Linked DNA regions of Mus musculus: all the other regions are linked to region 1. The links are chromatin loops, found by intact Hi-C in ENCODE. Cell type or tissue: left cerebral cortex. All regions are shown on one strand. Links, peaks and the distances in the headings refer to the core of each region. The heading gives the core; the rest is flanking DNA. Region 1 has its middle 32 kb from the start of Prss2. Region 2 has its middle 66 kb from the start of 2210010C04Rik. Region 3 has its middle 55 kb from the start of 2210010C04Rik.

Region 1 (10,214 bases), core at 972-8,971:
CCCCTTTTGTTATTTTACTAGCAATAGTTGCTCTGATGGTCAAAGACACCAGGATGTCTCCAGGAGTACCTAGAGTGTTGCCCCTTGTTTGCCCATAAATAACGAATCATTAACTATATTTACATACCAGAACATCAGGCAGGAGTGTAATAATGCTAACAAGCGCAGAGCACAGCTGGTTCCCAGGGAGGGTGGGGATGATTCACCACCTGCTTAAGAAAGCCCAGCCTCATTTCCTCCCCAGCTCAAGGGGATCTAAACTTCCACTCTGGCAGCCAGTCTTGAGGTAGGAGGGGCCTGTGCATCTCTGGCTTAGAAAAGGAAGTACAAGTGCAGAGTAGACAAGCCTAGACAAAGACCATCTTGAACTATGCTGTACTCTCTCCTTGCCTTTCTCCTGGGCATGTTCTTGGGTGGGTGCATTCCCCTGTTGAAAACCTACTTTCAAATTGTTGCTTCCATCTCTCCACCTGTTAAAGGTGTAGATTCTTTGGTACTGGCTTGCCTCTCTTGACCACAGTCCTCCAATTACTGAGATATGGGCATTTCACACTCTTTCAGTATTGACTCTCAGTTTTGTATCTTTTAGAAAGGATTTGTCTCCCCTTGCCCTGTAACATTTTTCATCCCTGGCTCTTCTAGTATACTCCCTGAGACTGATTACATGTAACCCCTTCAGAGGGAAGGCAAGCAAGCTGGTGTGTGTGTATGTGTAGAGGTGTGTGTTTCTACTCTAAATGACTCTATTTCTTTACAGGTGTTAGTGCTCAGACTATCCATCAATGGCCAGTTGCCGAGATCAAGGCTGTGGGCAGCCCACTGTCTCTGGGGTGTACCATAAAGGGGAAATCAAGCCCTAACCTCTACTGGTACTGGCAGGCCACAGGAGGCACCCTCCAGCAACTCTTCTACTCTATTACTGTTGGCCAGGTAGAGTCGGTGGTGCAACTGAACCTCTCAGCTTCCAGGCCGAAGGACGACCAATTCATCCTAAGCACGGAGAAGCTGCTTCTCAGCCACTCTGGCTTCTACCTCTGTGCCTGGAGTCTCACACTGAGTAGGGTGGGGCAGACATCTGTGCAAAAACCACACCCTCTCTTTAGTCCTTCCTCCCTCACTAGGAACCCTCACTAGGGATGGGTGGAGGGGGTTTGCCACTGAATTTCTGGCTGATAGTCAAGTTGAAGTCTGGAAAACAACATGATTCAAGTCAGAAGTCACCAAAGACATTTATTAAACTCGTTATCAGTGACTCACATATGCAGAACCTGTGAGTTGCCTACACACAGTAAAATTTCCAGTTTGTAGTATCCAGTAGTAGGATATTGTATACCCGTCCTTAAACCAGGCTACTCTTGTCTAAACACTCTATACTTGTTCTACATTACTATTGAGGTACGCTGGGCATGCTCATGGATATATGTGGCAGAGAGAAGTGGGATATACCTGTATCTGTATCTGATACCAGGTAGGAGAATCTTATGTAACTCAATTAGTTAATTTCACCTCTGGGAGTATCTCCATCATTCATCTTTCTGCTGAGGTTAGAAAGTTTATAAAGGCTGATACTCAAGACATCAATCAAGGAGGAACAAGATGTCATTAGATAGCTATGCAAGATAGAATTTAATATAGAAAAGTTCTTAGCATTTTGTCTAAGATCAAATGTAAAAGTTAATATGGAAAATGTTCATTCAGGAATTTTTACTGCTGCTTGCGTCCTGTTGCTTGTTTGTTTGTTTGTTTGTTTTGTTTGACACAAATTTCTACTATGTAGTCTGCACTTGCCTCAATTTTGAAGCAATCCCCCTGCCTCATCCAAACAAGCATGTGTTACCAGGTCTGATAGTGGTTGTATTGTCATTTATACTTCCCAGTTTAAACTTCTGTCTCTCCTCTACTCTTCTGTAGCAAAACAGACAAACAGATGGTAGCATAAGAAACACAGGAGACTGAGGGTAAAGAGGAGGAGTGTGTGTGTGACAGAAAGGTTAAAATGGAATAGTGACTAGGATGGAAATGAAGAAGAGGAAGAGACTGATGTGAATGGTTGGAAAGGGATGTACTGGTTACCTTGGCAACTGAGATTTCTTTAGCCCTCACTCCTCTCTAGATCATATTCCCAAAAGGGAATTTCCCCCAATGTCTCTTTTCTTCCACAAGAGGGCACAAGAAGTCTTAAAATCCTCTGTTCCTGGCACCAAACACTATCTAGAGTGATTCTGATGTATCACTGATGTATTTTCAATCTCATTTAATTAATATACAAAGGAAAAATCAAAACAGAGACACTGAGTGATCAACAACATACTTGACAATGTCCAAATGTCTCTATCACACTTGATGAATAGGTGTAAAGTAGCCAGGATACAGAGAGCCATCATAAAGATCAAAACAATGAAGTATATTAAAGATGGTACCAGGCAAAGCTACAAGTAAAACATTTGACTTCAAGTCTAGATTTCCTAGTTTCTAAGACCTGAGGGCAGTTATGTAGTTTTTCTAGATTTCATTTTTTTTTCACCAGCAAATGTTATCTGTATGCATTGTTAGATATTGAAGGAGATCATATTTTGCAAGTACTATTACAAAGTCTAACTTTTGGCAGGTGTCCTTTTCCTCCCTGGAAGCTTACAAAGTACTTTGACTGTAGCTCCTCCAAATTGTCTCATTTAAAAATATTTAAACAGAAAATATGTCACAAACATGACAATGCTTATGTGGCAAACCGATGCCAATTTTCTCATGTGCTGTCTGCTCTGAATTCATCCTAGAACATTCCTGTTGGAACTCTGTGCAATCTCAGGGTCTGTCTTCAAGGAGAAACACTGTGTGTGTGTGTGTGTGTGTGTGTGTGTGTGTGTGTGTGTACATTAAAAGGAGAAACGATTTTTAGCTAGATTTAATACAATTAAGTTCCAAATGAGAGGATTGTTTGAATAGAAACACAGAAATCTCAGCGTCTTTAAAGTCTTGGAAACAGCAAATGAGAAAAAGAAAATCCTAGTGATGGCTAAGGATAATGTAGCACACAAGAAGAGGCTGTTTAAGGAGAGTCCTGAAAACCATGTATACACACTAGAGCAAGTCATTATCCTGCATTTAGTTATCTGCCTCTATTTATGCATAAAGATTCTGCTGCCATAACTGTTTCAATTGTACCCAAAGGTCAAAACCTCAGTCATTATAACTAGGGAAAACAGGAAAACACTTCAGGATGGCATATCCTAATAGTAGGTGCTACCTGCTGCCAACATCAATGTCATGGTTCCTGGTTAAATGTGGCTTCTTTTCTAGGAGATCTGTAAGGATGCTGATTTTGACTTTGACTTTATAAATGTGTCACAATAACTATCCCTAAGGATATCATTGCCTGATTTTCACACACAGGCTGCTGAGGACCACAGAAGTTAGAGAAACTCCCCTCAAGGATCTAAGCCATAATGGGATTGACTGGGGCCCCTTGACTGCTTCTAGAAGGTAGAAAAAGGCCCAGCCTTAGGAAGGCTGGGCTACTTCATATGATTTTTTAAAGATTATATGATTTAGTTGAGTGTGTGATGGATAGAGCAGGATTGGCTTGTATATTTTGCGAGTTCCCACTTCCTCATTTGAGAGTTTCTGGAGGTCTGGTTTTCCATTCTTTCCTGTGTTGTGTGTAGACGTTTCCCTCATCTTACCCACATGAGGCAGGAAATACAAAGCACATTCACTTTACAGCCCTTACTCACAGAGGATACACCCCAGCGAAAGCCAGCCAATGAATGCAGGACAGACAGACCATCTATTTTTCATTCGGTTTATTATTTAGACTCTGTTCCTGTGACTCATTACATGAATGGGCTCTCATTACATTAGTTGAAGGAAATGGAGGATACTTGTGAAGAGAGGGTGACTGGAGTTGGGGTTAAGTGGAAAGAGAAGTGGGAAGAGCGGTGATGTGGGAGCCATGGGAACCCTAATGAGGTCAGAGCTGTTATTGCACCTGTCTCCATGGTGCATACTGAAGGCTTCTGTTTCCTGTGTGACTTCTAACAGATGTAAGATAGTTTAGATGGGGGGCTTGAGATGAGATATATGGGTTCCCCTTTAGAGACCCTCCTCTTGGTTGTTCTCACTGTCACGGTGATAGCTAGAGGCTGAGGTAGAAAGGGCTGCATGAGAAGGGTTTGAAGACAGGATGTGGCAAGTGTGGTTCCCAAAATGCTCAGAATGTGAGTGAGTGGGGGAGCATTCACAGGCACCCCAGATGTAGGACCTGGTAAATGTCAAACCACATCCTGTTGTGACTCCTGGAGATGGAGCTATGGCAGGTGGCCATTCTTACTTGGTGCTGATGTTACTTACAGATAAACAGCCAGACCTGGGGTGAGATGCTTCCACCCCTTCCCCCATTGTCTTCAGGAACCGAAAAGTCCCAGGAATGCATCTCTTCACTTGCTGATGTTTGATGAAAAACAGTTCTTCTTAAGATTATTTTTTTTATCATGTTCCTATATCTCTTTGCTGGAATCGGTCAGGGAAACAAGTATTAAGGGTCCTACTGTGCCTGGTTAACTATGGGACTCAAGATCAGCACTGTCCCTTTGCAGGTCAGATGCCTTGTAAGATATATCACAATGTGTGTGTCTGGAGCTGGGAAGGACTTAGATTTCCCCACTTACCATTCTGTCAGTGCTACAAGGCCTGCAGAATTTTCATCAACAAACCACTAAGTAGGGTCTGAGGCTCCTTATGGAGCACCTTGGTTCACAGGAATTGAAGGGATCTGGAAAGCTGGAGATGGTAAATGCATTCTGCAGCTGGGGAGAGAGGAGGGGGAAGAACTGATTCTCTGAGTTTTAGCAGATCCTGGACTCCAGGCAGAGTTTGGAGAACATGTGCTCCATATCGAGCTGAGATCTTGCTGTGATTTTGTGAATCACTTGTATAAGATTAAATAAGGCGACATGATCCCATCTGAGAGAGTGTGAGGATAGAGGGATAAATATAATGGACTACAGAATTAGAATCTTGTTGAGACTTGGTAAGTTTGGAAGAAGCACTAAAGAAATAAATGCAAGAGAACCGAAGTACATTTTGGTCTCCTGCACATCCTCACAGATAGAAAAGCAACAATTTGCACACACAGAGGGGGTACATGGCTCAGATGCAGCACATGTGTGAAAGAACTAGAGTTTTGAGTCCCAAGTGATCTCTGAGTCAACGGCAGGATGTAGACATACAAAGGTAAAAAGTCGCCCCACCCAAATGATACCTAACACATCAAAAACAAGGGGTATAACTAACTCCCTCTTTACTCTATGTAGGTCAGAACCCACCTGGTGCTGAGTTTTTTTTTTTTCTGAATACAGTGCTTTCAGAATGATAGAAGGATAAAAGTGAGCTGAAATGTTTTTATAAGAAAGTAACTGATCCACTAGGAGAAAGAAATGCTCAGAACTGTACATTTGAGGGAATGAGAGAGAGAGAGAGAGAGAGAGAGAGAGAGAGAGAGAGAGAGAGAGAGAGGGAGGGAGAGAGAGAGAGAGAGAGAGAGAGAGAGAGAGAGAGAGAGAGAGAGAGAGAGAGAGAACTGGAAGTGAAGTGTTGAGCCAGGAAAATATATTTAAGTGAACATAAATTACAGTGCTTGATAGTTATTACCCTGTGCTAAGAACTGTAGATATTGTGTGGATTGATTAAGCCATGTGATTGAGTCCATTTAACACAAGGGGAGGCCAAGTCTTTGGTGGCCACTTGCTTAAATCATATAGCTGGGGAAACATAGAAATGAAGCCCAAATCCAGACTTTTTGGCTTTCAAGTCTATGTTTATTGCAGGCGTGGTTCTTAAAGTGAAGATTATTCTTCCTTGTAGGTTTAAGTAATGGTCTTTACAAGCTCCAACTGCTTCTGAGGCTCTCTTAGGGGAACAGAATTATAAGCTGAGAAAGATATGCATGGTAAAAAATTATAGATACTCAAATAGTCAGCAAATGTTCATAGAGCGGCCCAATGGATAAAGGGCTTATTCAGACAACTAAGAACTCTTTGGGGACAGTTAAAACTACTTGCGAAGAAAAGGAGGATTCAATGCTATGTTGTTGTTGTTCTTTAACACGTACATGGTTTGTGATACCAGGTCTCATGAAGATCAATTCATTGTATAGTGAATGTGTAGGGCTGTAGTTGTTAAGAAGTCCTAAAACTTGGACTCAATGTTACTGTTTCCAAAGTCTTCACTTATATCAGCGATGGTTATAACAAGATGGGTGGCTCCGCTTTTGGCATGGTTTCCCTATCAAGGCACTCTTACATTCATAGATGAGAGCTGAAATCAATTTCCTAAAAACCTGATGAAATGTTGGAAGCAGACATAATCGTTGGCCCTTTTCAGTTCCCTTCGATGACCAGCAGGTAGTGTTTACTCTTTTATGAGATATCCCACTCCCCCCACACCCCACCCTCCACCCCAGGCAGCCTGCTTCAAGAAACAGGTACAAGAGATGAAAAAACTACTTGGAGACAGGGAAGGTAAATATGTAGCTGGGACTTAGGTGATGGGACTAGTGAACTGAATATGTCTTCTCTGTTAAAAGTTGATATTTCAGGTAAAGTCTTACACTGTCATAATAAATCCTAAGGAGAGGCAGAGTGGTAGGAATTGTTAGGAAAAGAAGCTTTCAAAGCCCAACACTGAGTATTGTAGTGGGAAGAGCTCCATGAATTTATCATCTACAAATAAACAGAGAAAAAGGCTCTCAGAGGTAGAGGAAAACATACAACCTAATGCTATGACATGTTTTGTGTTTGGGTCCAAATTTCCTGAGTATGTTAAGAACTGACCTGTGGGCTCTAGCCATCCTCCTATTCCCCAGCACTCTAAATGGAACTGTATCTACACATGATGGTATTTGTGTTTTAACACAGAACTTCACCAGGAAAGACTAAGAACAAATCCTCCACTTCCACAACTATCCCTAGTCAGAGTGACTTCATAACACACAAAACTCGATCATGTAGGAGCATGAATCACACAGTTCTCCCCAGGGCACTACAAAGAATAATGGAGAAATGGCTCAAAACAAGAAATAGGTGATCCATAGAGTTACATCAACTCTTTCTTCTTTCTCTTAACTGCTTTTTAAAGAAAGACTAAACCTTTGTCTTCTAGATGATCCTACAGACTCCTGAAGCATCTCCCTTCCTGAAGCTGACAAAGCCCAAATTGAGTACTGTAATGGGAAGATCTCCACGGCTGGTGTTAATAGGAAAATTCCTCTGGACGAATGGAATCAACTCCAGTGCTATCTGCACAAGAATCATTTGCCTTCCTTAACATAAATTATCATTATCACATGACTTCCAGATATTTTCCTTACCCTTCATAATTGACAGATCTGTAATGGCTTTAAGTCAGTTTCCCTGTGCTACCTATGAAAACTCATCTGTGTTTCACAACATTGTAAGAACTTGGGAACCGTCAGGAATTGTTTCAGAGAGTGTTTTACATAAGTCTCTTCAGCCAGTAAGGATCTTCTACCTCAATGTTGTTACCACTTGTAGAGTTTACTGTGAACCTTGTCTTACTTTCTACCTGCCTCACTGACAAGCAAGTTACATTGGACCAGAGTCCAGAACAAGTAGAACTCTTCAGATCAACGAAGAATCCCTGTAGTGTTTCTCCTTTGCAAAAATAACTCTGGACTCAATTGATGTTTCAGAATCTCTACCCTGAGATGCCCTGTGCACTGGTCCTATCAGAACAGTCAGGGTTCACTCTCTGGATCCCCAAATCATAATTCTCCAGTATCTTCTTGGCACTCACTTGTCTTAGATCCTACAGCAAACATTATAAACACCTCTACTTTAGCAGTTTTGCCCAGCTTACACTCAGGGAGTTGGAAAGGATTCCTAGATTGGTCTAAAAGGGTCCACTTTTATTCTAGAGAAAGACAGAGGCAGGAGAGCTCAACTTCTGAGAGTTATGAGCATTGCAAATTGTTATTTGGGGGTAGACAAGGGCATTGCAGTTATACTGGGAGAAGGACCCGGACCCTCAGCCATGCACAGTGTTGGATGGGGTGAGGTAGCGTTTGTAACTTCATCTCTGTTATACCCAATGGACTGAGAGAATAAACTACTTCTGGCCTTGTGTCTTCCAAACACTTGACCTGTTAGCAAACTCCAGAGTATCAATCAGGACCTGATAGGTTTCATCCCACAGCTTCCCATTTTTAAATGTGCTTGCTTTCCACACCCCCCCAAAAAAAAAAAAAAAAAAAAAGAACAGTCACCAAGCCTTTAGACCCAATTATCTCCCACATGGGGTTATCTTCACCCCACCTACACACTGGTTTAGTGCTAAGGGTGCTTAACCCTTTACAGATCTGTTTATTTAGACCCTGTTCTCTAAAACCCCTCCCAAATGTATCCCCTCTGGTCCACACAGCACCCACACTTTCTCTAAAGCATTTGCTTACTCCTTTCCTGTACTTATCTTTCCATCCCATATGAGAATAGAAACACCATATGTGTGTCATTGTCTCCATAGATCTAGGGAGTAGAAAATATATTTTTGTCAATGCATGTGTAGGGCCTAAAACTCATCCCTTGTTATATATTTTATATATAAATATAAAAGCATAGCAACAACTGCAACAAAGATAACGACTATTTAAAAAAAAAACAAAGTGAAACTGTAGTGCTATTTGAAGTATGTAGAAAGTTACCACTTATAGATGTAACTGGAACATGAGGACCTCTTAGGCCAGCCCTGACATGAAGCTCATCCTTTCTGGACTTTGAAAACTCCCCCTCTGTAGCCCTGTAACTCTGCTTTCTGAACACTCAGTCTCTTGCAAGAAATAGTGTACCTCTAGAATCATGACTACCCAGAATCTCTGAAGGTGGCTTTATTTGGAAAAATGTCTTCAAGGCTGTCATTGGTTAAGGACCCAAATGGAATTGTTCAGGATTTTAGATGAGCCTCAAATCCAGTGAGCCATGTCTTGATGAAAGAAAGGAGAGGGCTATGTACACATAGAAACATGAGGAAGAGCACCACATGAAGGTCAAGACAGAGATGAGAGGGGAACTTATACAAGGCCAGTAATGCTAAGAGGCATGGAAAGGAGGAGGAACAAGAAAGGATGCTTTCTTGTAATGGTCAGAAAACACTGACCTGCTGTTGATGTGATGGTTTTTCATTTGGGACCTCCAGAATTGGAAGATAATTTTTATTTCTACTGTCCTAAACCACACAGCCACACTTTTTGTATATCTTATACCCATTTTGTTAGCAACCCTGAGAAATTGACCCTCTGTGAAACTAAGGAGGCCTCAGTGTGGTTCTTTCTGCAAGTCCTTTCCATGAGCTTGTGGGACCCTGAGTAAGAGTCACTGTGACACCATGAGCAAGCATATCATCATGGTCACTGGTTGTGGGGAGCTTCCAGCATCATTATCTCTGGGGAAAAAAAATCACTTAAAATTTTAGTGGTTATAGTGTGATCTGCAAACTACAGTTTCTACAGCCATGAAATAAGGAAATAATTTGCTTATAGCATTATTTTTATGATAGGCTCATGTGCCACAGGCCAGTCTAAGCCCCAGACACAGTTAGCAGTCTCTCAGCAAGGGACTAATTCATTGGCCTCTCCTTTCTTTGCCTTCAGAACTTGATTCTCATTCAAATACTAACAATTAACTTTGTCATAACTCCTCCAGCTGATCCGTGGCATCTATTCTGTCAAGTATATTATTCTATTGTAATGATTAAACCTCATAGTTACCCTTCCAAGGAAACTGTCTTTGTCTCAGGATCTGTACCTAACATCCTCAACCCAGAATGATCTTGTCTAAAGCTGACAGGGAAATTTACACATTGAAAAGGTGACATTTCATGGGTAATGCCTTAATCTCTTCTAGACCCCCACCTAGAGCCTGGTTCTGTGAGACAGAGTCCTGGAGAGTCTACTGTTTCTAGACTTCATATTATCAGTTTTGTCCTATCTAAGACCCCAGGCTAGACCTGAAGAGTTTAACAGATCTTCACGTAAAGCTTTCAAACAAGATAAGCCAGAGATATTGAGGAGAGATACAGATAAAATCTGAAGTTGAAACAAAAAGAACTGGACTCTGTAATTGAGAATTAAATAGGTCTGCTTAGCTTCTGTCCTATACTGGGTGGGGTTATTGTTAGTGGTAATTTTTCTTTCTCTGTCTTTATCC
Region 2 (10,214 bases), core at 1,557-9,556, 450 kb after region 1:
ACACACACACACACACACACACACACACACACACAGAGAGAGAGAGAGAGAGAGAGAGAGAGAGAGAGAGAGAGAGACAGACAGACAGACAGACAGACAGACAGACAGACAGACAGTAGAACTTCATGATATTCTGAGGATTCACCTGCCCCTAGGAAGTGAGAGGCCACATATCAGAAGTGCCTGGTGTCCGTGGCATGGTTTGCAGAGGATGATAACTATCTAGATCAGAGTCCCTGTGAGCAACAGAGAGTAAATACAGGTATCCATTGTACCCACAGGGTTGTTCTCACAGTGACATCAATGAGCTTCAGAACTATCTAATATCAAGCCTAGGATACCAGAGTTTGAGGTTTGTCATTTTATCCTGTATCAATAAGGCTGCTTGGAGGATAGAAGTAAAGTACTGGCATTGTAGGAAATGCTATAAGATAGAAATGGAATGGTGCAGAATTCAGAGAAAGGCAAAACCATGGTTTAATTTTAACACATGCTCATTCTGAGAGCACCACTTGCCTCTCCTCTGCACCCCAGGTCCCACTTAGCTCATTTTGTTCTTTCCACATTGTCAGTTGTCTCTTGCCACCTGGATGTTTCAATTCCACCTCACATTAGAGATCTAAATTCTGCCCTCCACACTCCATCAGAGATGTCCTACTTCTGATCTTGCTCCTGAATTCACCTGTCTCTAATTATGCTTAAAAGAAATCACTGGTTGCTTAAGGTTGAATGAAGGAATTAATAAAAAAAAAACTTGTCCCAAAATCTATTTGAATTGAATCATAAAAGCAAGAGAAGAAATTCTGCCTCTGACAGATACCAAAGCAAGTTACAATCTTTAGTTAATTTTAGAGGGTTAAAACATTCTTTACTAATTAATTAATCTCCACACTTTCATGTGGCTTTTGGTCCTCAACACTTTACTATGACACCTCTTGATTTTCAGTGATGTTTCTAAAGGATGCTTCAAAATGTTACTTTCAAAATACACCTTACTTTCAGGAGGAGTTAGAACTTTCTACCCTAACATTCTAACAGGACAGTAGAAATTGGCAATTGAATCAATGTTGATTTTCCTCACAGTTTGCATTGTAAGTAATTAATAGTTTGCTACTATTGCTAGTTTGACTCACACTGCTTCACAGAAGGAGCCCTGTATGAGAGAAACAATAATAACAGCCCTTGACACTGTAGGGAAGCTAGATTTGTTAGGAAAGATGATTAAAACCCTAGTCAATAGTTTAAAAAGCAGAGATGGCCTAGCTCAGTCTAGGTTATCCAAAGAGGGAATCCACAGTCTATTTACAAAGTGAGACCAACTTAAAGAAGTTACTCAACTTACAGGATATAACAAATCTTCAACTTGAGGTGTTCCACTATCTTATAAAACTTCTGCATGGTTCCATCTTGTGTTATTGCATAGAGATGCTGCCACTTTAGTGAGACATTTTTAGTCACTCTATCCTCCTTCATCTGTTTTGAAGGGGTCTGCACAAGGATGATATCAGAAGCCTATGCAGTGTCAGTATAGTGGCTAGCATACCTATGTACGGAAACAAAGGAAGTTCAGCAGTTCTATGTTCTGAGACGTCCCCAAGGGTTCTGGCTGCTACATCTTCTGAAGACACAAAGGGCAGTCAAGCAGAGGAAAACAGACTCTTAAAATACCTTAGCAAAAGGAATCTCATTTTCAGTCCAGAACCCTTATAATTTTGGTGTATATAGATCCTATAGTAAGATTTGGTAAATTCCAAAAGCATATCCAATATTCTCATGATCATACAAGACAGGGCCAGGTCCATAAAGGTAAAGGACATCTCAGTGTTTCAGTTCTGTAGGGGCAAAGCCTCCTTTGAGCCGCTGAGTCTGGTACATATATGTCTGTGATATTGTTTCTGCTCATGGCTCCACTCACAGGTCTTTCTAAGAATATTTGGGTCTTTTATCTTCTGCTTGGTCAATTGTCTTATGTAATTGTCTTGTGCAGTAAGAGTTTTAATATTCAATAATAAGATATACTGACTTCAAAGAAGAGTCATACTATTTTCCCATTGTTTCTCTGAGCTTTCTTGTACACATGCCTCTGAGTGGTATAGTGAGTGTGAGGATGGAGATTGGCTTTGGATAGCAGAACCCTTTGCTTCCAGGTATTGCTTTGTCTCCAGGTATCTATAGATCCAAAGACACGTTTAGTAGTGAAAGTCTTAGACTTAACTGCTGACATTCATCATAGATACACAGTGTTACAAACCATGTTCTTGATGCAGGAATCTAGGAAAATTCGAGGTAACAAATACCCACTAGATTCCTAAAAATATCAGTCTTTTATCAAGTGCTGCACAGTCATGTGTCTCCTAGATTTTAGGTCAATCTCCATTCTCTAGGAGCTGAGGGGAGCTTGGGCTTCCACCCTGCACACATGTGGAATCTAAGCAACCAGTGAGACATCATTGAAATAATAATATTACTTTGATAATGAAAGAGTTGGAAGAAGAAGATGAAAACTGTTATGGAAGATGAGTATTATTTAAGGAGATTGAAACAGAGAGAAGTTTCAAAGGCATAAAGGAAAAAATACTTAAGCTACTTTAATACAAAACTCATTGATCTTGGAAACCCAATGCAGAAGTGGTAAAGGCTGTTGCTGGGCAAGTGTTCTGCTCAGAATCGTGTCTGAATTGTTGCAGTCTTACAGAATTCTAAAGATAAACTTTGGTATAGAAGTCTGTGCATGTGTGGGAGGTGTGTACAGCATGGGGTGGGTGGAGACAAGCTCTCTTTGAAGCCTTCAGAAGCCTTTGTGAAAAGTCCTTATCTCAGACAGGCAAGCATGAGTCCACACCCTTCCTAACACCCTGGCTCCAATTTTATCTTGATGTGATAGAAAGATTTTCACTTTGGTGTCGTCAAACTTCTGTGACACAAATATATCTGAAACGCTCATTGCTCAAACCTACCCTTTCATCCTAGCTCCTATCCCTTTGTTCCTTGTGACTTTGCCCTTTCCATACTCAGGAATATATCTTAAGTCCCCAAGGGAACAGAATAACCTTAATCTTAAACAGCACAAGAAGTGCTTCCCTGTCAGTCCAATGAGTCTACTACTCCCTAGAGGGGATCACTAACAATGTCTGGTAACTGATATTCTGAAGAATGTCAATAAGAAAAGTCAAGTTGACTTTTATCTATGGAGCACCACTCCATCAAAACTGAAGGTAGACGATTCTCTCCATCTTCTGGAGAGAAACTATCTTGCAGGTACACTGTCGTGTCTTCCCTATGACTTTCCACGTGTTTATTTTCTGTGAACATCATCACCTCTTCAGTATAAATAAGCCCTGTCTCTATCCTTGAGACAATTCCTCCAAGTCCTTTTATGTACTGAACAAGCAGAAGAATTTGTGTTCTCCTGGTTCTCATCTCCACACTTCCATAATGATGGAGAGGTTGGTTTTGGAATGAGAGAAGGTAAAAGGAAGTCAAAGCCATTCTTTAGAGACCTGCAATTCACACTCAGGACAGTAAAGCAAGGCACTCTTCACTTGCTGGCCAACACCCACCACTACCAAGGCCATCACTTCTGGCCTTGCTATGAAGGGGACAACCTAGTATATACTAGGTTGGGAAGTTCTAAAGAGCAACCTTATTTCCATTTCCAGATGTGATTTGTAAAATGAGTTTCTAATTGGCTTTTAATGGCACTCCTTGCCCTGGATTTCTACAAAACCAATTTCCCAGGCATGTGTCTATGCTTGAGACATTAAAATTAGCTGTTGGATAAAAAAAGGAAGGTTATACAACAGACTTGAAACAGCTTAGGTAGTGGTTTGGGGAATCCTGGTGTCTCCTTGTAGAGTTCTCAACTGCCTCTCTGTTCCTCTTCATCCCTGTACTTTCTTCCCAACCTATCCAAAGACGCTGGGTTTCTTTGCTTCTATTTTCATTTACATGTACATGTCTGTGTGTGCATGTGTGTATGTGCATGTGTGTATGTGCATGTGTGTCCTGGCTAGTTAGTTTATTTGGGTGGGGGTGGGGATGGGGGTGGGGGGCGGAGAACATGACAAAATCTATAGCCATTCAGGACAAATGAACCTCAATTTAGCAAATGCTTCCATCAAATTGGCCTGTAATCAAATCCCTTGGCCATTTTCTTAATGATTGATCAGTAAGCTGATGACCCCAGCTCACTAAAGGTGGTACCATCCTTGGAAAGTAGTCTTTAGTTGTACAGAGGAGGAAACTGAACAAGCAATGGGTAGCAAGCCAGCAAGTAGTGTTCCACTATGGCCTCTGCTTCACTTCCTACCTCCATGTTCCTGTCTTGAGTTCCTGTTCTGTTCTGACTTCTTCCCATCACTGATGGATTGCAACCTGTGAACTAAATAAATCCTTTCCTTCCCAAATTACTTTCAGTTACAGTTGTTTATTACAACAATAAAAAGCAAAGTAGGAAAATGTATGTGTGTTGTGTATGTGGAGAGAGAGAGAGAGAGAGAGAGAGGGAGAGAGAGAGAGAGAGAGAGAGAGAGAGGAGAGAAGGTACCCAGCGTTTGTCCCCACTTTCTCCATTTTCATTTCAATGAGAACTCCTCACAGAGCTCCTTTCTTAGTTTGTTCATATCTGCATCTCTGTTACATCTTATTTGAAATGCAGTTTTCTCAAATATAAGCTCTCATGACAGAGGAAGAAAAAAACCACATACAGTCCCTTCTCACTCCCAACATCAAGATGATTTACCTCCCATGGAGAGGTTTACACTGCACCCTCTATTTACAGTTCCTGTTCTGAAGACTGACAACCACAACTTGGGCTCCTCCCGCTGCCACTCCAGTGACCCTCTGGTCTCTATGATAGCATTGCATGCAGATGTAATCAGACTGTCACTGGTCATAGGGAGCTAGAATTTATTCTATTTAAATACAGTTATTAGTCTTTTTGCAAGGCAAAGGTAACTCCCATTAATTATGCTCCGTGAGCATTAATTGAGGCATGAAACAAGTTCTGGAGGGCTCCATATCTCTCCTTTCCCCTCCATTCCCATCAAGTGATATAAAAAGTATGATTGGCACTCTCAGATAGGCTAGGATTGTGAATGACAGAAGAACTGAGGTCATCAGAGAAGAGAAGCTGAAAGGAAGTTGCTCAGACAGTTGAAGAAAGATCTGTCAGAACTTGAAAATCATTCAGCAGTGATGTTAAGATAATTATGACATTAGAATTATACCTGTCTTCCCATTAGAGAATAGTAGACAATTAACGAATTTCTCTCTCTCTCTCTCTCTCTCTCTCTCTCTCTCTCTCTCTCTCTCTCTCTCTCTCTCTCTGTCTCTCTCTGTGTGTGTGTGTGTGTGTGTGTGTTTCTGTCTGTCTTACTCTCTTTTATATTTATGTATCATATATATGATATATATCAAAATAGATAAGAAATATGCATATGCAGTTAAGAGTCAGTGACACATGCTTATAGAGAAAAGGAATTATTACAAAACACTAAAGTGGAAAAATTGGTTACTAATAATAGATAGGAGTATAAGGATATCATTAGCATTTTATTTATACACCATTGAATTTTTAATATTAAAAGGTATTTTATCTCCATAAAACTATGACATTTATAATTTTTTCATCAGGTGGAATATTTTATAATTTCTAAATAGAAAAAGACAAAAATCTATACCAGTGGGACACTGAAAAAAGGTTCATTTCCTTAATAAACTTAATAAATTGTAAAGCATAAAAGGCCCAAGAATTTAAGTATCGTGGCTGGCTTATGACTGGGGGTGGGTAAAAAGGAGTTTGATGTACTTGATATGTCTGTTTGATTTTAATAATTATAACTAACTTGGCTTTGACCTGTTAAATCCTGCCTACCATGAGAAAGTCAGGGCAACCTGTGAACTAAATAAATCCTTTCCTTCCCAAATTACTTTCAGTTACAGTTGTTTATTACAACAATAAAAAGCAAAGTAGGAAAATGTATGTGTGTTGTGTATGTGGAGAGAGAGAGAGAGAGAGAGAGAGAGAGAGAGAGAGAGAGACTCTTTATTCTCAGAGAATTTGAATAATTCTGTATTTAATAGGAAAAGTGCATTAGCACCATCTAGTGCCTAGTGTTTTAAATCTGAATTAAGTTCCTTGTATAATTTCTATTAATTCATGTTTTAATTTCTCTGGGCCTCTAGAGAGACTCGGTTTTGTTTATAATTCAGGTCATGTCAACTACACTATTATTCTAGAATTCATCGTAGGTTACAACTTTGTCAAGTGTGACTTCAGCAAGTAGGTGCGAAGATCTATTTTCCCTAAAGAAGATGCCTTTTAAGCTTTGATTCTCAAGTCATCTATTTTTGTTCTTCTCTGCCTCAGGACATTAAATTACACAAGTCTTTGAAGACTTAATGTGAATCATTCAGGCAAGAAGCTTGTGTTTTAATCTACTTTCGGTCTGTATTGAGGGATTATTTCAACCTCAAATGATTCTCAGAATTTTACAAAACCACATACTATATTCACTCTATAAATGGATTCTGCATTGTCATAATTGATGCTTTATAGCTATAAAGGAGGAACTGAACCTTCCTTGTTTAAAGTAAGCAGAGAGCTCTGGTAAGTGCCTTGTACCATGGCCGAGGTTGAGAATGGGTAGCAGATGAAACACAGTTATGTCTTGGACATCCAAAAACCCACAAATGCACACTCATGAGACAATGTAGCAGGTGTCCTATCCTCAAATTATCAAGAAGTATCTTTCTCTCAAGAAAATCAAGTGGCATTAGAGAAGTCATTTGTTTTCTCCATCACTTTTTATTTCTAGTGTTGATGATTTTTCGACTTGCTATCCTATCTTCAGAAGACACCAAAATCTAGGCAGAAGATGAGGGACTGAAATAGAGAGAAGAAAGAAGCCCAGGAGGTTAGTGAGAGGATATGAAGCTCAGACTTGCAGAAAGGAGTGTGATCACGATAAAACTCAGGATAGAAATTTCTGGTTCCATAAGATAAAGGGATAAAGATTCTCAGATAATACGGCTGGACTTCTGAAATGGCCAAGTCAAAAACTAAAGATGATTTCCTTATATTTCTTTGTTCAAATATTGGGCTTTAGTACTTAGGACATCTTTTGGGACAAGCAATAAAATCAGAACAAAACCACAGTTCCTACAAAAGGAGCTTTTCAGCCCCAAGAAGAAGAGAGGAAGTTTTTGTTTATCAACAAATAAATGTGAAATAGTGACTGTTAAGTCAAAATCAGGAAAATCTAACATGCTCTAGTGTCCTAATCTAATAGTCAAAAGAACATTTCCTTAAGGAAGTGGTGTTGGGCATCAGGGAGAAAGGTTGACATACATTCACAGAGAGTACAGATTGGGAGAAGCAGAGCCTTTTGGTCAAAGCAAAGTAGTTAAGAAAAGGAAATTATGGCTAGGCTGCAGAAGGTAGGTACTCTTGGGTAAGAGCTGAGTTCTTGGCCAACATTATTTTCTCTGATTCAAAGATTACCCTGTGATGTCACTTTTACTATCTTTTTACCATATTTTGAAGGTTTCCTGCAGTTCCCAACCCATAATATGCAAGTTCTCATCTCTCTCCTTTTTCACTTACTCTGTACTGAGGCCATTGCTGGAGCTTACTTACACATCATACTTTGCACACTTACACTTGAGCAGGAGACCAACAAACAAGCAGTGATGGGAACCTCCTCTCCCAACTCTACTTGGACATCCTCACATTATCTTTATGATTTGGGATTCTAACCACATGGGTTTTCTTGTTCATTTGTTTGTTTTTGTTCTCTCTATATGTATTCCTTTTAGACCAGCATTCTTAACCTTTGCCTTAAGTGGCAAGTAATGCTGCTCTTATCAAATCTGAACGGAACCTGTGTTGGTAGTAAATTATTAAGAATATGATTTCTCCCAATCACTCTGCAACTTTATCAGCTTATATCTCAGAACTGCGAAAAGGTGTTTGTACCCTGAAGTTTGCATGTATAGCATTCTACATAATTTCAGTTTCTCTTCTAAACCATCCTGCCTTCAGAGTCTGGCAGAGATGTGAAGAGAATAGAGGGTACTAAGACAACCAACTGTCCAGGTTTGTAAGTTCTATATTTTGGCTACTTTCTTTCTAGAACACATTGCTTCATAGCTCTCTCTCTCTCTCTCTCTCTCTCTCTCTCTCTCTCTCTCTCTCTCTCTCTCTCTCTCCTCTCTCCTCTCTCCTCTCTTCTCTCTCCTCTCTCTAATTAATTAATCAATCATTTTATTCGTTTACATTTCAAGTGATATTCCCCTTCCTGGTTTCCCCTCCACAACCCCCCATCCCAGCCCCCTCCTCTTTGGATCTATGTGGGTGCTCCTCCACTCACTCACCCACTCCCACCTCATTGCTCTAGCATCCCCCTATGTTGGGGCATCCACAGGACCAAGGGCCTCGCCTCCCATCAATTAGACAGTCCTCTGATACATATGTAACTGGAGCCATGGGTCCCTCCATGTGTACTCTTTGGTTGGTAGTTTAGTCCCTGGGAGCTCTGGGTGGTCTGGTTAGTTGATATTGTTCCTCCTGTGGGGTTGCAATCCCTAGGTTCAGTCTGATGATTGGCTTTGAGTATCTGCATCTGTATTAGTTAGGTGCTGGTAGAACCTCTCAGGGGTTGCTCTTTTAAACGGCACAATACATTGCAGACAGCTGTTTTCCCAATGTGCGATAGCTTGAGGACTGAAACCCACTGCCTTTTGAGCTACACACCTATGCCCCATGCTTGCTCTTTCCCTGTCATTTCTCCTTAATTTTGACACACATTTGTAAACAACTTCCTCATTCTTCATTCTCAGTTTTACCAGCACCTTGACTAAAAGACCTAGATAAAACTGCAAAAATGAGCTCTGATAATGTATTTTTTCTCCTGTAAAAAAGCGAAAGATGCTCTAACATGCAGCAATTAGAGGCAATAAAGCATCTACTGTTCTGCAATTAGCAGTAAGGAAAGTTCTAGCAGTTTGCAATTAGCATTGCTAAGTGAGCCTGTAGAAATGCTAAGAAAGAACTCAGAATGTGAAAATAAACACTATGGCTTGGGGCCACAGACTCCAAAGGGATCCATTAATATGCTATGCATCCTCATCTACTCCCAGTAGGGAGATCTTAGGAAGGTGATGTTTGCTTCTTATATATATAGTGTACATAGAAACTGTGGTACTGTATATAAATGCTCTCTTAAGGAGACACCCTCTCACCCTCAGAGGTGTGCCCCAAGCTGGCCCTAAGGAAAACTTAAGTACACTTATAAACAAACAAACAAACAAAAAGTGATCTTAATCATGTCTAAGAACTGATGTGGTAGAATAAACATTTGGGGACGGTAGAATGTTTAACTTTGGAAGTGTTAAACTTCAAACCCAGAACAAACTGCTCAGGTGCCTATTTAACATATCAAAGTGGACCTGCCCTATAAGTTCTCCCAGTGTTCCTCAATCCCTATTAGTTGCTGGCTTACCCTGGCCCCTACACCTTAATTCTTCAACCCATGGGTTTGGCTGCCCTTCCCCAGAGGCTCTACTCTATACAATCCAGCCATTTTAGTTACCTGCCTTTTTTGTGCCTTTGGCCTCCAGGCTACTGCACCTTGTTCTGCTCTTTCCCCTCTCCCTTCTCCTCCCTGCTTTCCTCGCTGCCTTAAGGTCTTGACTTCTCTGGACTCTCCCAGATGTGTCTGCCTGTGGTAATGCTCTCCCTTTTTCCTACAATAAACTTTCTCATCCACCACACAGAGGAGCCATGTCCTTTAATGTTTGTTTGTTTGTTGTTTGGGGTAACATTTTCCCCCTTCTAAGGTAGTGTCTCTTTTGATGCTATCTATTATCTTTCTAGCCTTGTTCCCTCCACCGTTTCTAAAGAAGGCAGTCTCACAGAAGGCTTTCTGGTACTCTGGCTCTTACAAGCAGACTATCAATTTAAGAGAGGAGGCATGGAAGATTTCAGAAAAGGAAATTAGAGGAAATGGATGATAGAAAGGAAAGGAAAGGCAAAATAAGTATAATTATATTTTAGTTTAAAATGTATTTAAAATAATAGTTGTCATTACCCACTGGTTACAATCCCCAGAATTAGAAAGAACAGTAGCAGCCCATGGCAAGGATGTAGAGAGGTAGAAACTCCCATTCATTGCTGGTGGAAAGCAGAGTGGCACTATCATGCTGAAAGTCAG
Region 3 (10,214 bases), core at 763-8,762, 460 kb after region 1:
GGCTTTGAGTTTCTAAATGCTCAAGATCTGCCCAATGTGGTACACATCTCCTAACTACCTGTGGATCAAGTTGTAGAAATCTCAGTTCCTTCTCCAGCACCATGTCTGCCTACACATTGCTGTTTTCTGCCATGGTGGTGGTGGACTAAACCTCTAAAACTGTAAGTCAGTCCCAATTAAATGCTTGTCTTTATATGAATTGTCATGGTCATGGTGTCTCTTCATAGCAATGGAAACCCTAACTAAGACATAGAGGACCCAAATTCGGTTCTCAGCACCCATTGGATACCTTACAGCCTATCACTTGATCTTCAGGAGATTTAACACTGTCTTCTAGCCTTCAGGGGTATCTGGACTCTTGTGCATACATCCACATGTGTACACACACACATATACATAACTAAAAATGAAATGGAGTAAATATTATCATTCACCAGAGAGAACTGTGAGGGAGAGACTATTACTAATCTAATGAGTACCTAATAGGACGAAGAACACCAGCTGCTGATTAGACTGCGGAGCTAGAGACTACTAAGATTTCAGAATTGTAATTCAGAAAGCCGCTTTGGAAGATGTTCCCAATGTTTTAAGTAAGTTTAAGTATGCATGTGGCTTAGGAGTCAATAAGTCTACTCTGATATCTCTACCCAAGTGAAATATATGCACATTCACAAAGAACTATACAATAACATTCAAAGAAGCTTCAGTGGCAGAAATGCTTGATGGCTGGGGTAAGTAACCCGGATATGTTTACATAGGAAAGGAGGCATACAAATTTGATGTAATATATACTTGAGCATTGTGCAGAATTAGACTACAAAATGAGTATATTTCAGAAAATGTTAATTTTGAAGGAATATAAGTTAATAAAAATAAATATAATTTTATTTGTAAGACTTTCAAAAGTAGAACAATCAAACAGTAGTAACTGAAATAAAATTATTTTTATCTTTCCAAGAGAAATTGTTTGGAAGAGGGATGAAGAAATCTTTGTTTTCTTTCTTTCTTTCTTTCTTTCTTTCTTTCTTTCTTTCTTTCTTTCTTTCTTCCTTTTTTTTTGCATGTCTCACTTTGTAATCCAGTTTGTTCTTTATTATTATTATTATTATTATTATTACGTATTTTCCTCAATTACATTTCCAATGCTATCCCAAAAGTTCCCCATACCCTCCCCCACACTCCCCTACCCACCCATTCCTACTTTTTGGCCCTGGCATTCCCCTGGAAGGCATCATCCTGAGTGAGGTAACATAATCACAAAAGAACTCAAATGATATGTACTCACTGATAAGTGGATATTAGCCCAGAAACTTAGTATACCTGAAACACATGAAACTGAAGAAGAATGAAGACCAAAGTGTGGACACTTTGCCCCTTCTTAGAATTGGAAACAAAACACCCATGGAAGGAGTCACAGAGACAAAGTTTGGAGCTGAGACAAAAGGATGGACCATCTAGAGACTGCCATATCCAGGGATCCATCCCATAATTAGCCTCCAAACGCTGACACCATTGCATACACTAGCAAGCGTTTGCTGAAAGGACCCAGATATAGCTGTCTCTTGTGAGACTATGCTGGGGCCTAGCAAACACATAAGTGGATGCTCACAGTCAGCTATTGAATGGATCACAGGGCCCCCAATGGAGAAGCTTTGTTTTCTTTTTAGTCGTCATCATACTGGAATGTGAGTATTACCAGTTAGTGATGGATTAGTTTGAGTATTATATTCACAGTAATACCTTAATGAGAATTCTCTGTTATATAGTGAATGAAAGTCTTAAAATTCCTTAAAAGACAGGAGTCTTATACAAATATGTACTTTTATTCTACATAGTACAATTTCAAATCCATCACACAGAAGTGGATCCCTGAACACATATTTACACAAAATATTGAAAATGTGAGAAGTGCTTCGTGATTAGAATAGAGACAACCAAACCTAACATCAAAGTAAGCTGGATTGACAAGTTTGCCTGGGAAGACCTAAGGATCAATTGCTGGATGAAAGCTGAATAGAAACAAAAACCTAAACACAGCTCGGAGCTTTTGAAATCATTGATAAATGGCTATAAGTGGCATTATTTGTAAATTCAGATTGGCCAACTGAGGAGTTATTTTACATAAGGCAAATAGCCTGGTCCTTTATTTGCTGGCTCCCTTTGGGAACCAGTACAATCTTGCAGCATCTTTACAGAGTCACATTTGGACACACTATTGGATACATAGGATTGAGTTTTCTGTGAAGTTCAGCTCTGGACCTCATGGCTTTGGAGCTCAGATTCTAAATTAAGAGCCCTTGCACCTGGGTCTGGACTCCTGCCTCTAGGTACTAAGGAATAATGGAAGCTTTGGGGAAAGTGCTTACTCGATATTCACAGGTAAAAATGTTGCAGTCCTCACATATTTTAATCTAAGACAAGGAAGTATATTCGTTTCTTATCTGGATCTACCTTAGTAAGATTCATTTCCACTCTGCCTCCATGGGTCCTTACTTTGTTCTCACTTCAGTAACTCTCCAGTCTGAACATCCTTACATCTAAGGCTGCTGTTTGGTGCATTTATCAATGTTCCCCTGTAAGTCTTGACTTGCATGTCTTTATCTTAGCAGTAATACGGAATGGAGGACAAGCTGACATTAACCTTGGAGAATGATTCGAGAAGCTCAGAGTGACCGGATGCTTCCCTATGCTGTTTTCCTCTTTTGCAAAGAAAATGAAATATAAATGCCATGTTGGAGGTGACTACCCCCTTTGCACAGTTACAAGGAGACTCCAAATTAGAAAAGGTAACATCCAATATCATTTACAGCCATAACAGAGCTCAGCTCACACTAAGGTTCATGCTGTATAAGGTCCCTCTGGCTGAGATTCCACTGCCATGAAGAGTTTCAGAAAGTGTAGACTTTTCTTTTGCTTGGGGAAGGGGCTGAAGAGGGAGGTCCCATGTCAATCTCATGGTTGTCCTTCTTGTGCAGGCAGCACCTTCGTGTGCAGTGCTGTGTTTGTTCACTGCTGGCCCAGAAGTACATGGAGGTCTGGTTGGAACTGGTTGACTCTAATGTCAGGGGAAAGCTCTGTATCTCATTTCTGAAGGCACTGTACCCTTCAGGGACATCACTTTTGGTAGTTCTGTCAGTGCCTACTGAGTAATGGATCAGCTTCAACCCCTGCCCTGCATCTTGTTGATACCAGAACATCCGATAGTGGTTCATATCCTGAGAATAGTTCAGGATTATCTTTCTTGAGGTCTGTGTGATCCAGTATCTAGGTGTCTGGGTGATTCCACCATCTCCTGCTGGAGAAGGAGGCATAAGGAAAAACGAGAAACAAGATGTGTCTGTGTAAGGAATGGAAACTTTTGGAGCCAGAACACTGCAGATGATGGTAGAATTTTCCAACAAAATGCAGAACTCACCTGCTCTTAGCAGACAAAGCATCACACAAAAGAATGTGGGGATTATTTCAGGTCACACCTAGAAAGAAATCACCCCCACTGAAAGCTGTACTCTTAGGACTGAGAAAATAATTCTGAACTTCCCGTCCTAGGGAGTGATGGTTGGGCCTGTGATGTCACCTCCCCCTCACCACTTCTGTCACAGAACTCCTCTCTTGCTCAGCAAAGCCAGCAGGAAAAGTGAGTTTCTCAGAGATACCAGGAAATGATAGTAAACCACATTCCAGTGGTTTCCCCTTTTTCTCTGAGGAGTTTGTCGGTTGTCAGCACCTGTCCTGATATCCAGGCTACCCTGCCCAAATCCTCTAACTGTGAGTCTCATTAAAGCATAGAGATATCCCCCAACCTCTTAGATAGCTGTGGACAACCTAGTAACTGAAACCTTCCCAAGTCTGCCTTTGCCTTAATGTCCCTCCTTGGCTCCATCCTCAGTCTCTCCGGAGATCTGTGGAGTTGAGTGCCATCTTGTGGCCATGACAGAAATTTTTCTTTGTATTCACCCAAGGAACCGGAAAATTCCAGAAGTATTACAGGACAATTTCTATAATCAATTTTCTTAAACCTTAATCTAAACTTTAATTCTAGTTGTGATTAATTCTTGGGGTTTTCACACTTATGATCTATCCTACCTTTATTTTACTACTACACAAACAATTATGAGAATATTTTCCTTAAATTTTTCTTATACAAGATACATAGGCATGAAAAGATCTGCTACTAGGTATAAAATATTAGGAATAAAGACATAGGATTGATGTGTAAGAATAGCCTGATATATCTATCTCCTGAGAGGTTCTGCCAGAGCCTGACAAATAGAGGCAGATGCTCACAAACCATTGGACTGAGCACTGGGTCCCCAATGGAGGGGTTAGAGAAAGGACTGAAGGAGCTGAAGGGGTTTACAACCCCATAGGAAAAACAACAATATCAAACAATCAGACCCTCAAAACTCCATGACTTCAGGCATATATGTAGCAGAGGATGGCCTTGTCAGGCATCAACAGGAGGAGAACCCCATGGTTCTGTGAAGGCTCAATGCCCCCAGTGTATGGGAACGCCAGGGCGGGGATGGGGGAATGGCTAGGTGGTGAGGGGAACACCCTCATAGAAGCGGGGGTGGAGTGGGATGGGGGCTTCCGGGGGACTGAACAGGAAAGGGGATACAATTTAAAATGTAAATAAAGAAAATATCCAATAAAAAGATTAAAAAAATAAAAGGAATAATCTTTCTTATTAAAGATAAGCAAAATAGCCCAAACAAAACAAAATAAACTGATCAACAGCAAGATCTTCTTCAAGATGAGGTCAAGTATGTGTATAAAGAATAAAATGGGAAGAGAATGCAGGCTGTATTGTAAGCCAACTGATTATGGATCAAGCAGTGGTGGGGGATCAAGGCTGGGTATAATTAGCCGAGAGTGTGTGAATGGATAACTTATACAACGCACACCTACTGGTTTGAGTCCTGGGAAGAGAATACAAAGCAGAATTATGGGAAACAAGGTAACATGGATATAAATTAGTACTACAGACAACATGAGACCAGTAACAGAACATGCTGGATTATAACTATTTGATGTCTGTGGGCTGGACCAAAGGGCTCATTTCTATTTCCAAGATGTGTTCCTGTCTCTTTCCTTCCTCCACGAAGTTAGAATTACTCATCCTGTTTTGACTTCCTTAGTTTCTGTGTACCAGCTCATGGCTCCTTCTCCCCCCCACCCCCGAATACTGACTGTATCATGTGGAAGTCTTCCTTCTTCAAATTCCATAATTCATGATAAGACCTCTCCCCTAGTCACATGTTCTTAAACTCTATGCCCTCTCATTTCAACTACACTAGAAATTTGTTGTTAACAATACACCTTCAAAGAGGTCTTCATTGTGTGACATGGACAGTGTCTGTTTTACATAGCTTGCTGCTTAGTGCTTAATTTTTACTGTCTTAAATTTTACCAAACAGATAAGTTGAAATGATTTCTGCTTATAATTAAAGCAAGAAACCCTTCCTTAGTGCTATAAGCAGCACAAGCCAGAGGAATTCTTCTAATCAATGAGAATTTGGAATGAAACAGAAAACAGCAAGGTCTATTAAATATTTGAAAAGAATTTCCAGAGCCCATGTCCTACAATCTCACCACTACAAATATTGTATCTATAACCAAGGTTTGTGCTCTGCATAAACCAGAACACCAATCACAGACTATTCTGCTACTGTGAATAAGTAGCCAAAGTTGAGACAAAGTCTAAGAACAAATTACTTGAATTGTCAAGGACAGGTAGTAGCCATGCATAGTATGGCTTTATTTCCTTCCAGGAGACAGAAAGACAAAATGTAGGATATTTGAAGATGACAACAGTAAAATAGGACCTGGACAATTCCTTGTCAATGTCATCATAATAGAGAAAAGAAATTAGTCATACAGAGCCACCCAAGTGGGTTTTAGGGGGACTGGAATTCCTCTAACCAGTTTGCAAGTGCACCCTATGGTACCTGATTCTGTGATGTATAGTTCCAATCTTGGAGCCCTGGGCTGTCTATGAGGAGTAGCAGAAATGCAGGACTTTTCATCCACTCTCATTATATGTTTAGGTCTCATAGATAGAAACTGGTTTCACTTACAGATGGGCAGGAAACTATTCAACAATATAATTATATTTTTGACAATAAATATATAGCAGTATATACTAACCTAAAAAAATAAGGACATTAATTTTTAATTCTATCTTTTTAAGTTAGAGACCTCAAGGGAACTATTTTAAATTGAAAGTCTTGGGCAGGATCTGAAAAATTCAATTTCTAGTTATTGCTTTAGGATATTAAGACTGCACTGAAATGGGAATGAATGTGTGTATGCATTAAAGTGTAGCTGTCAGTACAAGAGGGGGGAAAATAGTCATATAATGAAAAACATGTTTAATATATGCAGATAAAGTGAAGTCTTGGTACCATTTTTGCTAGTTAGTTAGTTAGTTAGTTAGTTAGTTAGTTAGTTTATCAAGTAACCGGCATTAAATGTAGTGAAGATTTTGAATCCAAAACAATAAGACAAATTTCATACTATATAGTCCAATTGTCTAATCTGGCTAAAGTAGAAGATGAAACTGAAGAAATAGTATAGCTAATGATTGCAGACATTATAGATACCACAGTGATCAACCAACTGCAGGACACTGTATGTGCCACAGGCTTGTGAATGAGTAACAAGAGCCTCAAGATTCCATAGATGGTTGGTTACTGTGGCCTGAAGGTCAATGTTAATATGTCCAGTCCTTGCCCTGTAGCGCCCAGCTGCCTCTAGAGACTTCTAGAATGCAACAGGTCTCAGTTGTTTCTGTCAACCATATCTAAAGCCAGTTTTGTGAATTTTTTCTGTGATAACTTTATATAAATGGTAGCTGATATCTGCATAGAGGTTCTACACACTATGAGAAACATATAGTCAGAAGTTTGTGAGCAGAAAGAAAGTGCCTGTACCATGCTGTGGCTAAGCTTCTGGCACAGAGATAGATGCCTAAGTCTTCTTGATGTGTTGATTGGCTCTTCAACATGGAGAAGGAGCCCTCGGGCCTCACTGCAGAGAAATGGTCACTGGGCATTCCAGATTTGGTGGATATAAACTCACCCTGGAAATTCACCAGAAACACTGGGCCTCATCTTGAGTTCTGTCAGTAGCAATAAAGTCCAGTAGGACCAGAAATTGTGTCACACTTAATAACTACATCTTATCCCCTCTTTGTAACTCTGTACATGGGATATTGGGAGAATTCAGCACTAGTGAGGTCTGCAAAAATATAAGTTGTGAACAGAATAAGGAAAATGATTATATTGCCGGATGTGGTGGCACACACCTTTAATCCCAGCACTCAGGAGGCAGAGGCAGGTGGATTTCTGAGTTCGAGCCCAGCCTGGTCTACAAAGTGATTTCCAGGACAGCCAGGACTATACAGAGAAACCCTGTCTCAAAACAAACAAACAAACAAACAAACAAAACCCCAAAAAAGGAAAATGGTTATAGCAACAGTTCATTAAACATACACACACACACACACACACACACACACACACAGAGAGAGAGAGAGAGAGAGAGAGAGAGAGAGAGAGAGAGAGAGAGAGAGAGAGAGAAAACAGTTGATGTTCTAATGATTCACCTGTGCCAAGGAGATAGACAATCACCCAACAGATTGGCAGAGGGTGTAAAGTTCAGTGGATGTCTACCCTACTGAGTAAGAGCACAGGAAGACTGTGGTGATCCATCTCCTCACATGAAAGTTCCCACTGTGACGTTACTCCCAACATCAGGGACACACAATTTGCATTACCAGTAATTAGATGACTGACTTAAACATTTATACATTTCTTTTAACAGGACCAATGGATGAGGCTTAATTTTCAGCTTCAATGCTACCTGGACAGAGATTCCATATCCCTTTAAAAGGAAATAAGAAAGGAATATATATATATATATATATATACACACACACACACACATTTAGATATGACCTTTAGATAGAACCTCTCTTCTTTAGTCTATTCCAAGGTTTCAGGAATAGCCCAGATGCTTGAGCTACATTATAGGTTTACACACATTTGCATTAAAGAACAGGTCATATGTTAGTAGGAAATCCCTATGCCAACTGACAGGTTGGTTGGATTGCACACACAAATGCATCCAGACTTGTTTAATAAGTAAGTGTTCCTCTACAAATCCATCAATTCTCATGTATTCTGAATCACAGATGAGGTAACTGAAAATATATAAAACATTCAGAGCCTAAGATATGAAAGACATGAAAGACACATCAAAGACATGTGCTACATTGGCCAGACAAAAGCAACAGAACAAAAATACTCTTTTTTTTTTTAGCACAGTAATTAAAAGAGCATTGTTTATTTATTTACTTACATTTAAGCTGAGCTGATGGACAAAGGCTCTCAAGACCCCACAATAGGATCTTTTTTTAAAAATTTTTTAATATTTTTTTATTACTTATTTCCCTCAATTACATTTCCAATGGTATCCCAAAAGTCCCCCATACCCTCCCCCCCCCGCACTTCCCTACCCATCCATTCCCATTTTTTTGGCCCTGGTGTTCCTCTATTTACTACTTAATACCAATTTAGTTGAAGTAGAATGAGTGTTCTAACTTCGAGTAGGTTAATCGGTCACATTAATCATGAGTTAATCCTGCCTGGTGAGACTCCAACATCATAGGGGATTATGAGAAAAAGGTAGAAGCAAGAGATAAAACCATGGATGTGTAGGAGGAAGATTTCTATCACAGTCATGACAGAAACATCCTAGTTAAAGTCACAGTTCACTGGGGAAGAGAGGAAAATTCAGATAAGGAGCCTGGGTACCAAAGCAGGCTTGAGACAGGTATGAGTCCAGTCTCAGTCCAGGAGAACCCATTTTGTGCTAGGTGGTATCAAATCAACTTACCCAGGCTACAAGCATTTTCAGATTGTACTTAATAGTGAAACCTTTTTTTTTTATAATTTAGAAAAAATTAAAAAAAGCATCACTGTACTTGTAAGGTTACTAAAGTGAAACAGTGAGGTGATGACATAAATACAAAAGTGCCTACAGACCAAAAGGATTTTTGCTTCTGTATTCTGTATCTAATTATTTTCCCACATGTTGAGCACCAGAGGGCAGCTGAAAATAGAGGTTGCAACAGATAATTTGGTGTGTTTATATGTTTCTTATTCTTATTAAAGATCCTAGAAGTTCAAGCTTATGATTCCTACTAGGAATGTCTTAACACACTTCGATCCCTCTCCCTTGTAACTCCATCTTGTGCCCTGCATCAGAAAGCCAAAACTCTGGCTGCTAGCGGACTCACTAATCTACAACTTCTACCTTTCAATCTAGCTTTTTTGTCAGATCAGAATACCTGTGACCACATCTGTGATAAATGCTATCTTCTCATGATGCTTAACAGGTTCCATATCATCACTGTGGTGAAAATTTAGTAGATGTATTAGTACCATAAGTGGTTTCAATGAATGAAGACTCTAAGGATAGCAATCTGGGAATGGGTCTCTGGTCTATCTAAATTTCTTATAGAAAATCACCTAGAAGTCTTGAGATGCAGTCACTTAATGAAGCCTTGATCACGCTCTGGCCATTGGGACAAAAAAGCATAGCACCATACTCCAGTACTCATCATAGCCCAAGGAGCTATGTTTGATCAGAGTAAGGCTTCAGATCTTACAGGGCAAAGTAGGAACCAAGGTGTTGGTTCATTAATTTAGTGAGTAGATATTCAATCATGTCTTTCCAATGACATGAGCTGAACTTCAGAGGAAGAGTGAAGTAGGGTTGTGTGAAGGAGAGCAAGGAGTCAATGCAGATTCAAATAACAAGCCATCTTTCATCCAGGAACACTTGGACTTAAGAAAAAGACTACACAAGTAAGAATTAAAGCAGCATCAGAGGAAAGAAAGCTACAGTGGAGACATCTGAGTACAAGGTCTGGACCAAACCTGGCTGAGCTTACCAAAAGATGCCCCTCAGAGGAGACCGGAGGTGTATACTGCCCAGAATATTCACATCTCCAAGGTTCCAGTGTTGAGAGTCCCAATGTACCACTGAGTTCCCAGGGATAGGGTGCCTCTTCTCTATATGTATCTTTATGTGTGGAGGCAGCCCCAGAGCTCTGTGGTAGAACTGCTGGCACCGAAGTACACAGATGTCTGGGAGGGAGAGGCCAATTCCACAGTGAAGGTGAAGTCCTCTGTGCATGATCTGGAGAC

Evidence for each region. Peaks named below come from ENCODE experiments on the same cell type or tissue, not always from the same donor. Only the 100,000 strongest peaks of a DNase experiment are listed, where the experiment ranks them.
Region 2: it touches region 1 in a loop (3-fold over the local background); 7 of 42 quality-filtered maps call a loop at or near these places.
Region 3: a loop joins it to region 1, with 2.6 times the contacts of the local background. A loop is called at or near these places in 2 of 42 quality-filtered maps.

What each region holds. Positions count from the first base shown.
Region 1 is chr6:41,548,528-41,558,741 of GRCm38, reverse strand. It overlaps Tcrb and Trbv31. Among named protein-coding and RNA genes, the nearest start is that of Prss2, 32 kb to the right of the region's middle. In left cerebral cortex, for the core only: a CTCF peak has its summit at 2,154 (motif pointing right); DNase peaks (open chromatin) are centred at 2,121 and 4,939; H3K27ac peaks cover 367 bases.
Region 2 is chr6:41,096,790-41,107,003 of GRCm38, reverse strand. It overlaps Tcrb and the pseudogene Trbv11. Among named protein-coding and RNA genes, the nearest start is that of 2210010C04Rik, 66 kb to the right of the region's middle. In left cerebral cortex, for the core only: a CTCF peak has its summit at 6,126 (motif pointing left); a DNase peak (open chromatin) is centred at 2,779; H3K27ac peaks cover 1,661 bases.
Region 3 is chr6:41,085,016-41,095,229 of GRCm38, reverse strand. It overlaps Tcrb, the pseudogene Trbv8, the pseudogene Trbv9 and the pseudogene Trbv10. Among named protein-coding and RNA genes, the nearest start is that of 2210010C04Rik, 55 kb to the right of the region's middle. In left cerebral cortex, for the core only: a CTCF peak has its summit at 3,921 (motif pointing left); DNase peaks (open chromatin) are centred at 3,581 and 3,862; H3K27ac peaks cover 981 bases.